Regions from separate parts of the Homo sapiens genome. Here all the other regions are linked to region 1. Evidence: chromatin contacts called from ENCODE Hi-C or POLR2A ChIA-PET data. All regions are on one chromosome and are shown on one strand. The core of a region is the stretch at or near the end of the contact, and the rest is flanking DNA. Distances in the headings are between cores, read along the strand shown.

Region 1 (3,165 bases), core at 613-3,112:
AACTGCAACGCCCTGACCACCTGCCAGGACGTCCCTTCCCCAGGCTTGGAGGAAGAGGACGAGAGGGCGGAGCAGGATCTCCCTACCTCTGAGCTCTTAGAGGCGGATGATGGGAAAATCGACGCTGGGAAAACGGAGCCCAGTTGGAAGATTAACCCAATTTGGAAAATTGACACAGAGAAAACTAAAGCTGAATGGAAAACCACTGAAAACAATAACACTGGTTGGAAAAACAACGGGAATGTTAACTCTAGCTGGAAAAGTGAACCTGAAAAATTCGACTCTGGTTGGAAAACCAACACAAGAATAACTGATTCTGGCTCGAAAACAGATGCAGGGAAAATTGATGGAGGATGGAGAAGTGACGTCAGCGAGGAGCCGGTGCCCCACCGGACAATCACGTCCTTCCACGAGCTGGCCCAGAAGCGCAAGCGGGGCCCAGGGCTGCCCCTTGTCCCGCAGGCGAAGAAAGATCGCAGTGACTGGCTCATAGTCTTCTCGCCCGACACCGAGCTCCCCCCCTCGGGGTCGCCGGGCGGCTCCTCGGCACCTCCTCGGGAAGTCACCACCTTCAAGGAACTCCGGTCCCGAAGCCGGGCCCCAGCCCCGCCAGTCCCGCCTCGAGACCCCCCAGTTGGCTGGGCTTTGGTCCCGCCCCGGCCCCCACCCCCGCCTGTCCCTCCCCGAAGGAAGAAGAACCGACCTGGACTGCAGCCCATAGCGGAGGGGCAGTCCGAGGAGGGCCGGGCTGTCAGCCCAGCGGCTGGCGAGGAGGCCCCAGCCGCGAAGGAGCCGGGCGCGCAGGCCGGCCTGGAGGGTAAGAGGTCGCAAGAAGCGGGAGGAGGGCTGGGCTTCGGCCGCTCACGCCTCCTAGGCTTCCAACCCGGCCCCCTGTCTTCCCTCCATTCTGTGTCACCCATCCTCCCCGCCCCTTCTACCAGGGAGCGCTCCGGGAAAGGGAAACTGGGTGGGTCATTGGGTTATGGGACTAACTGTTTGCTCCCTCTTCTTCCCGCCCCTTCTTGCCTGGCTGCCCATCCCGCTGCCCTCCTTCCCTCTGCGCCTGGCCCCGCCAATCCCGCCTGCAGCCGGTCCCCTCCTGCTCCCTCGGCCCCTGGTTTTCCGGTTCTCGGCCGACGGGCGCCCCCTGTTGGAGGGTGGGGGCGCAGGCGCAGCTGGGTCTCTGCTCCTGGCTCCTCTGGCCGGGTGGCCCGGCGCCGGGCTGCGGCTGCTGGGGGCGCCGAGCCCCCCAGAGGAGCAGCTGCTGCCCGTCCGCCTGTCCCCGGTGGGAGCCTATTCGCCTCCGACTCGGGGAGCCTTGCCCTGCCTGGCCAGCCCCGAGCTGGCACTGCTGCTGTCCCCGCTCTTTCCCAGAAGTAGCACCTTCCCCGCCGCGGCTCCCCCACCCCGCCAGGTACCCGCCCCCCCGCTGCCACCGCAACCTCGTCCGCCGAAGGCCCCTCGCTGGACCAGGAGCCCATCGCCTCCGCCCAGGCTACGTAAGACGGACCCGGGCTAGCCCCGCGGGCCACGCCTCAGGCGGGCCGCCCCGCCCACTCTCGCCCGGCCCCGTTTTCGCTTTTTTTCCGGGGTTGCCCAGCTTAGTCCCGCCCTTCAGTTTAAGCCGACTCCAAGCAAGTTTGTCGGCCTTGGGGAGTCTGGCCCCGTTCCTAGTGCTGGAGGGGGAAGTTGTTGCCTTTCCTGCTCCGTGGGCCGGCCCCCTCTCCCTCCAGACCCACCTGGGCATAGTGGACGCGGGCTTACCCAGCCTCCATGCCAAGTCTAGGGGGTCCCAGCGAGTCTGTTGTTAGGGGCTTTGGGTCACACCCTCTGTGGAATTCCTTGGCCTGTGCAGCTCGGGCCTGCCCCCCGACCTTGCTAGGGAGGGGTGGAGGGTGAAGCTCCCGGGAGCTCATTGGCACTAGAGGTTCTGGCCACGCCCTCTCCGCGAGTCCAGTCCCACGCGGGATGAAGAGGGCACCCTCCGCCAAGAGGCTGCTGCGGGACCCGGGTTTCCCCTTTCCGGCGCCTTCCAGCCTCCCAATCCTCGGGTCTCGCCTCCCTCCGTCTCCTCCCTTTCCCCTGTCTGTCTTTCCATTGGTCCATGCCGCCCACGTGCTCCCCGGGGCTCCGCAGGCAGGACTGGGCCCCGGGGCGGTGCGCTGGGCTACACCTCCCTCCCCGCGCCCCGTCCTCTCCCGCCCTACAGGCCCTAGCAGGGCAGGCGGGAGGTGAGCGCGGCCATCCCGCTCCCGGAGTTCCGGGATCCTGGAGGTGGGGGCTGTGCCCTGAGGGAGGGCACAGGGAACCGGGATGGGGCTGGGGGACAGCGAGTGCTGGGAAGTGTGCGAGATTTCACTCCGGGGCTCGGGTCGAGCTACCCCGTGCTTCAGGCGGTCCTGCGCCTCCTCTCCCCAAGACCCTTCGGGGACACAGCACTGCAGACCCGCCGGAGACAACTTGTGCGGGAGCCCGGAGTCCTCGGAATAACACTTGGTAAGTGTTACCGCGCCCTTCTTCCCTTACGCCAGTCCGTAGTTCGTGGTCCTTCGCCGGTGTCCCCGGAGCCCAGCGGCTGTGGATGGCAGAAGCCCAGAGTGGGACTGGTCAGCTGCAGGAGCAGAAGAAAGGTAGGGCACCCTGACTCCCGACCCCGCGCTTCCGAATAAACTGCCCTTCGCCCCCGGCCCTGCTCTCAGGCTGTCCGAAGGCAGTCTCTCCACGCCCCTCGGGCAAGCCTGGGTAGGGGCGCGGCCTCCTAGCGTCTTCCCTTTCCCACTCCTCCCAGGTCTTCTGATAGCCGTCAGCGTCTCCGTTGATAAAATCATCTCGCATTTCGGGGCCGCCCGGAACTTGGTGCAGAAGGTGAAGGTGGCTGGGGGGAGGCTGTTGGGATGAGGAGAGTAATGGAGCTCCGCGGGGGGTGCGGGAATGGTTGGCGGGAGGTGGCTGGGAGGTGTCTGGAGGGATCTCTGGAGCCATCGGCATCGCGCCACCTCCAGGCCCAGTTGGGTGATAGCCGGCTGAGCCCGGATGTGGGGCACCTGGTGCTGACCACCCTCTGCCCGGCCCTCCACGCCCTGGTGGCGGACGGGCTGAAGCCTTTCCGGAAGGACCTCATCACCGGGCAGCGCAGGAGCAGCCCCTGGAGCGTGGTGGAGGCGT
Region 2 (3,206 bases), core at 9-2,508, 610 kb after region 1:
TCAAAAACGCCTCGTAAATATGTATTTGTAACAAAATGTGTTCTGGAACATTCCAAAACTAAATGATCTCTCAACTACTATATCCATTTATCCTTTACTAACACAAATTATTATGCGATTACAGGATTACAAACAACTTTTTTTTTTTTTTTTTGAGACGGAGTCTCATTGGGTCGCCCAGGCTAGAGTGCACTGGCACAATCTCGGCTCACTGCAACCTCCGCCTCCCGGGTTCAAGCAGTTCTGCCTCAGCCTCCTGAGTAGCTGATTACAGGCGCGTGCCACCATGCCCGACTAATTTTTGTATTTTCAGTAGAGACGGGGTTTCACCATGTTGGTCAGGCTGGTCTCAAACTCCTGACCTTGTGATCCACCCGCCTCGGCCTCCCAAAGTGCTGGGATTACAGGCGTAAGCCACCGCGCCCGGCAAAACAACTATTAAATTCGCAATTAGTGGAGACCCTTCAACTTCAAATACCTTCTCAGAAGCATTCTGAGTTGGTTTCAGCTTCCCTTTTGCCATGAGCATGGCATTAATCTTGGCAGCCACAGCAGCAGCAGCATCCAAGGCTCCTGAAGGAGCAGCTGTGGTGCCCCCAGGACTTCCCCCACTGCTGGTGACCTCCCCACCTGGGGCCGCTGGCGGGAGGAAGAGAAGTGGGGCTGGAGCTGGTTGGTCCCATTTGCTGCGGCGCCTACATGGAGAAAAAGGAAAACATTAGGCCCCAAAGCTTTCGTGTATGTTATTCTTTCCTTACTACGCCTTAGCACCCCATTTTCCCTCTATTATATTCCATTTACACCTCCGAATCACCTTCCAAATCTAAAACTCCCCTCTCCTTAAACAATTATTGCTTATTTAACAAACCCCCACTTTCAACCCTTCCCCAAAATCTTTCGTTTCTACTGTCACCTATATCGAAAGACTCCACTCTATCCTACACGCTCTAGTTTACGCCTTCCCCTTGGCTCGCCCTTCCAAAAGTCCCCGTTTGCCTCCTCCCTCGGATCCCCGCCGGCCCTTTAAGGGCCCCAGGCCTGCTCAAGATCCTTCTCCCCAAACGTCCAGCCCTTTACTTCCCACTTAAGGACCCTTCCACCCTATACGCAGCTTCTCAGGGTCCCTCCGCCTCTCCTGCGCCCCAGTGCTCGCTCCGATGCCCTCGCCCCTGAAGCCGTACCCGCCAGCTCCAGGATGTGTCGCGCTCCCCGCGGACATGGCGACCGCTTCTACTCAACCACCCGCCAACTATCCGACTACCACCTCTCGTCACTTCCGCCCCCAACGTTCTTACGCACAGCCTCTTCCGGTCGTGGGGCCGAGCGGTTCCGGTGAAAATGTCGATTCCGATTGGACTCTCGATGATTTAAAGGCATCTGGCGTTTCTGAGGCAGGTAGGGTGTGATCTTCCGGGTTGCGCCTTAACCTTAAGAAAGATGGCTGCTGTGCCTACTATAAATGCGGAATCGGGGCTAGCTGAATCCATCTTTATCGTGGGCATGTTGTTAGACTAGAAGACAATATGCATGAGTCAGGAGATTAAACAGGTTTCTCCTCAAATTCCGCTACGTTTGTGTTGAGTCCTAGTTTCTGTCTGGGGAGACAGCCTTCCCGCGGCTTTTGCCCGTTTCACGTTTCTGTTACTTAGGAAAAGGAAAAGGATTCGTTGCAAAGATCATTTGGAGAATTTCTCTGTTTGTTTGCTTCATTTCTGTGCACCAAGCAGGGAATATAAAAATAAAAAGATGAATAAGCCGCAGGCCCTGCCATTCTGGTACTCTCAATGTGGCAAGGCAGGTACGCAGGCAAATATGTATGATAGAGTTGTATATTAAGCAAAGGTCGAAGAAGATAAGCTGCTCATCTTGCTGGAGCGTTTAAGAATGGGACGCTAAAAAGCCGGTTGAGTACTGGAGAGGCGATCAAGCATAGGTTATGGAGCACCCTGTTCTGGCATCTGTGTACTTAACGGTTGAGCTGGCTGGAGTGGGAGGCCAGAAGATGAAAGGCCTTGAATGCTATGCTGAGGAGTTTGAGTTGATTCTGTAGGCTAAAGGTTTCTTTTTTTTTTTTTTTTTTTTTTTTGAGACAGTTTCGCTCCGTCACCCAGGCTGAAGTGCAATGACGCGATCTCGGCTAACCACTCTCCGCCTCCCGGGTTCAAACGATTCTCCTGCCTTAGCCTCCCAAGTAGCTGGGATCACAGGTGCCCGCCACCACGCCCAGCTAATTTTTTGTTGTTGTTGTTTTGTATTTTTAGTAGAGACACAGTTTAGCCATGTTGGCCAGCCTGGTCTCAAACTCCTGACCTCAGGTGATCCACCCGCCTCGGCCTCCCGAAGTGGTAGGATTACAGGCGTGAGCCACCGCGCCCTGCCGAGGCTAAAGGTTTCTAACCTTTAGGATGTCTTGGAGCTTCAATGAGTCTCCTGATCCTCCCACCTCAGCCTCTGAAGTAGCTGGGACTACAAGCACGGGCCACCACACCTGGCTTTTTTTTTTTTTTTTTAAGAGACCGGGGTGGTAGGGGGTGCGGGGGTGGGGGGTGTCTTACTATTTTGCCTAGGCTGGTCTCAAACTCCTGGGCTCAACCGATCCTACCACCTCGGCCTCCCCAAAGTGCCCCTTTTCCTCTTCTCCCCAAAACACAATGCTGTTGGGATTCTGATTGAAATTACATTATTTATTATATTTGTCATTTTAAAAAATTTGTGATGTAACTCCTATGCCATAAATTTACCCTTTTTAAAGAGTAAATTTAAGTGCACAATTCAGTGTTTTTTAGTGTGTCCACAAGATTGTGCCACAATCATCATTATCTAATTCCAGATTATTTTCATCACCCCAAAAAGAAACCCCTCACCTGTTAACAGTCACTTCACATTTCTCTTGCCCCGCAAGACATGGGCTACCACTAATCTACTGTTTCTCTGGATTTACCTATTTTACACATTTTATATAAATGGAATTATACAATGTGTGACCTTTTGTATCTGGCTTCTTTCACTTACAGTGTTTTCAAAGTTTATTCATGTTGTAGCATATGTCAGAACTTCATTTTTTTATCACTGAATAAACTTCATTCTTTTTTATCACTGAATTTCTTTTCCATTGGATGTATAGACCACAATTTATCCATTCATCCATTGATTAACATTTGAGTTGTTTCCACCTCTTGGGTATTGTAAGTAGTGCTGCTGTGAAC
Region 3 (2,932 bases), core at 380-2,879, 650 kb after region 1:
ATCTAATCCCAACCCCCTAAGGAAAGTCCTTTTAAAGCTGCTTTCCCTGGCCCTCCACCCCCAACCCAGGATGGAACCTCTGTCTCTCCCAGTTTAGCATCAAGACAGGTAGCCTGGCTAGGAACTACCAGGGAGGTGGAGGGGAGGGCTTTCCATCACCCTTAAGGACTCCTAAGGGGTACTGCTCCCTTGGCTGAAGTTGGTGATCAGCATAGGCTGGCACCAGGGTAGTAGGGCACTCAGGTTGGAGAGAAGCCAGAGATTAAACCAACTCTGGGCTGGGACCTGTCCTTTCTGATAATGGGTACAGTGCGGGGGCCCCAAAGGAGCTGGGAGGTGCTGTCTGCAGGCACCACCTTCCTTTCAGCTCTGACTTATTCACCTGCAAGTCAGCTTCATCATTTCCTGGGGTCTGGGTGTGGAAAGGTCAGGGCACTTGGGAATGGGGCTGGGTACAAAGGCAGGGATAAAGGGTACTTGGAGAGGAGTGGCCAAGAGGTCATGATGGGGGAGGCGTGTGGATAATTATACACCCAGACTCATGAAATGCTAGGTGAAGGGACCCCAAGACGAGCAGATAAGAGAATGAGAGCGCTGGGGGAGGAGGAGGAAGGGCAGGGAACACAATGCATAGTGCCAGGTGTGTCAGCCTAAGGGTTTCAGGTTGGGAGAAGGAAGAGCTAGGAGGCTGGCGGGGCAGATAGGGATGGAGGCCCTATGTTCCAGGCAGAAGGGCTCAGGATGGAGGAAAGGAGCCCAGCTACACAAAGACCTCTGCTCCCTTCACCTAGAGGTGATGGTTTGGGGGAAGTAAGCCGTCCCTCGGCCGTCCCGACCCCAGCCACCCGCCCACCCAGAGGGGAGAACTGAATCACAGCTGGAAAGTCCATTTGCGAGGAGAGGAGGAGCTGACTTTTGTCTTGGAGGGGTGGTGGTGGTGGTGGGAGGAAGCCGGGAAACCACCCCCTCCCGTCCCCTCCGCCGGATGGCGGGGACAAAGGGGGAACGACCAAGCCAGCGATTGGGGAGTGATGGGGGGTCGCCACGCCAAGCCCAAGCCGGTGGGGCCCGGGGTGAGAGGAGGTGCCGGAGCTTCCACCGCCCCCACCCGCGAGACACACACCTCCCTCTTCCCGCTCCGTCCCTTACCGGAGCAACTTTCTTTCAAGCGGCCTAAAGCACTCGGTCCCGCCGGCTTGGAGGCGACCAAGCCCAGGTCCGCTCCGCTCCCTCCCGGGATCCCAGCACCGTCGCGTCTGCCGCTCCCCCCACCCCTACCCACTCGCTCGCAGTCCCCACCCACCCCGTCCCGCCGCTCGCCGATCCACCGCTCCGCCCGATTTTGGCGCCCAGAAAGCAGGCGGGGAGACAGGAGATGCACCGCGGGTGCCGGGGTTCGGGGAGCACCCGAGGACCGCGGCGAAAGGAGAGGGGTTTCCGAGCCCACCTTGCTCGCCAGCTCTCTGCTCCGGTCGATCCGCGCCCGCGTGAGGGATTCGATCCGAGACATAATCGGACGGGGGGACCAGGGAGGACGCGGCGCGGACCCCGGCGTCCTGTATTGTTGGGGGAAGGCGGGGGGAGGGGTTCGGCCCGCACGCGTTGGTCTCGGGGACAGGAAGTCTGACTCCCCTCGCCCGGCACCCAGCACCAGTTCCTCAAACCCGAGTCTCCTCCCCCGCCCAAGCTCAGGAAGGGGGTAGGCGGAGCGGAGGGAGGGCGGGGTGCCCGCGCGCAGGACGGGACGCCAGGGTTTGTGTGGGGGCAGCTCGGAGAGGTACGAGGGTCCTAGGACAGGTTTGAGAGGCCCCTCTGCCTATTTCCCCTCCAGCGCCTGGGGGCGCCCTCTAGCCCCAGAGACCCGCCTCTTAGCTCTTCTTTTCCTAAAACCCAGCCCCGCAGCCCTCGCCGGACCCAGGTTGGCCCTTTCCCCTCTGCCCTCCCCTTCTTCCCTTCTCCCCTCGCCCTCCCTTTTTCCCTCCCCTACTGCGTTACCTCAGTCTTTAAAGACCCGCAGGCAGGAGAATTCCATCCGCCCCCAGCTCTTAGAAAACCCAGGACCAGTTCCTTCCTGGCCTTCGGGGTCCCATCAAAGCAGGCCTGAGCAGACTGACCCCTTTTACGATTGGGGGCAGGGGTGGCCAGAGGGAGAGGAAATCAAAGGAGAACTAAACGCTGGATCTTCAGTACACGGGAAGGGTAGGATTCACTCCCAGAGGTCGAAGAACAGAGAGGAGAGAATTCTCCCACATGCCCCACCCTTCTGGGGCCTTCCTGACCCCACTCTGCCCTCCTCCTAGCTCCGCCTCTGCCAGCTACTTTGGGGGACTAGGTTGGGATTCTCCACTTTTACCGAAGGCCTTCCATGTGTCTAACTGCAGTTCTCTCTGTTGCAAGTTAAGCCGGAACTGAAAGACCAGAAACCAGCCTGCCCTAGTCAAAGAAAGTTAGGGCCCAACCAGCCTCTCCCCAAGAAGCAGGGTAAGGTGGGGCATTCATCTCTCTGGACCCTTTTCCCCAGCCTGAGCCAGCCTTTGGGTGAGTTTCCTGCTATTGGGAAAATTCCTCCTCCAGTCTAACTATGATCACTTACAGTGAAGTTCATTTCTGCCTCTCAGGGTCTCCCATTTCTCTGGAGAAACCAGAAGCACAGAGAGGCCTGGGACAGAGCCTTCGGTTAGCAGGGTCCTGCCTGATTCTGGCCCCAAAGGGCGTGGGAGAAGAAGGGAGGGAGGGGAGACCCAACCCAGATCCAGCAGTTCTCTGCCCTGGCTCAGCAGTGGGGCCAGGCTGCAGGTTTCAAGCCCAACTCAGCACTCTTGTAGGTGCCAATTTTAGCCTCTGCCACTATTTTTGGGCTCCACTACCTCACCACTGGCTGAGCTGGTTGGGCTCCTCACCCCCAGCACTACCCCCACACTGCCCCTCCGGC

What was found. A loop is a pair of places that touch in the nucleus more often than their neighbours do. ChIA-PET counts read pairs that join two places held with the same protein, here RNA polymerase II (POLR2A). Pooled maps may share reads with other maps.
Region 2: a pooled map shows a loop between it and region 1 (7-fold over the local background). The contact joins the promoter of KHDC4 here to the promoter of RUSC1-AS1 in region 1. A Hi-C loop is called at or near these places in 7 of 50 pooled maps. POLR2A ChIA-PET finds 5 or more read pairs at or near these places in 2 of 52 experiments (OCI-LY7 and activated CD4-positive, alpha-beta T cell).
Region 3: a loop to region 1 is called in a pooled map, with 14 times the contacts of the local background. The contact joins the promoter of ARHGEF2 here to the promoter of RUSC1-AS1 in region 1. A Hi-C loop is called at or near these places in 2 of 37 single-sample maps with no recorded cell type and 10 of 50 pooled maps. POLR2A ChIA-PET finds 5 or more read pairs at or near these places in 1 of 52 experiments (CD4-positive, alpha-beta T cell).

Annotation. Positions count from the first base shown.
Region 1 is chr1:155,322,314-155,325,478 of GRCh38, forward strand. RUSC1-AS1 (RUSC1 antisense RNA 1) reads right to left here and starts at 1,863. Exons shown (of 6, transcript NR_145424.1): 1 at 1,765-1,863; 2 at 1-124. RUSC1 (RUN and SH3 domain containing 1) reads left to right here. Exons shown (of 10, transcript NM_001105203.2): 2 at 1-817; 3 at 2,532-2,630; 4 at 2,789-2,865; 5 at 3,003-3,165. RefSeq lists enhancers at 1-271, 2,443-2,652 and silencers at 653-892, 1,183-1,412, 1,453-1,652, 1,993-2,362, 2,383-2,432.
Region 2 is chr1:155,933,155-155,936,360 of GRCh38, forward strand. KHDC4 (KH domain containing 4, pre-mRNA splicing factor) reads right to left here and starts at 1,259. Exons shown (of 14, transcript NM_014949.4): 1 at 1,182-1,259; 2 at 479-695. The coding sequence starts at 1,219. LOC107985207 (a long non-coding RNA gene) reads left to right here and starts at 1,314. Exons shown (of 2, transcript XR_001738244.2): 1 at 1,314-1,395; 2 at 2,094-3,101. RefSeq lists enhancers at 765-1,964, 820-1,386, 926-1,235, 1,336-1,495.
Region 3 is chr1:155,976,918-155,979,849 of GRCh38, forward strand. It overlaps ARHGEF2 (Rho/Rac guanine nucleotide exchange factor 2), which reads right to left and starts at 1,630. Exons shown (of 22, transcript NM_001162383.2): 1 at 1,448-1,630. The coding sequence starts at 1,510. It overlaps ARHGEF2-AS2 (ARHGEF2 antisense RNA 2), which reads left to right and starts at 1,722. Exons shown (of 3, transcript NR_183460.1): 1 at 1,722-1,777; 2 at 2,403-2,538. RefSeq lists enhancers at 25-104, 2,235-2,304, 2,766-2,932, 2,775-2,824 and silencers at 1,625-1,784, 1,845-1,894.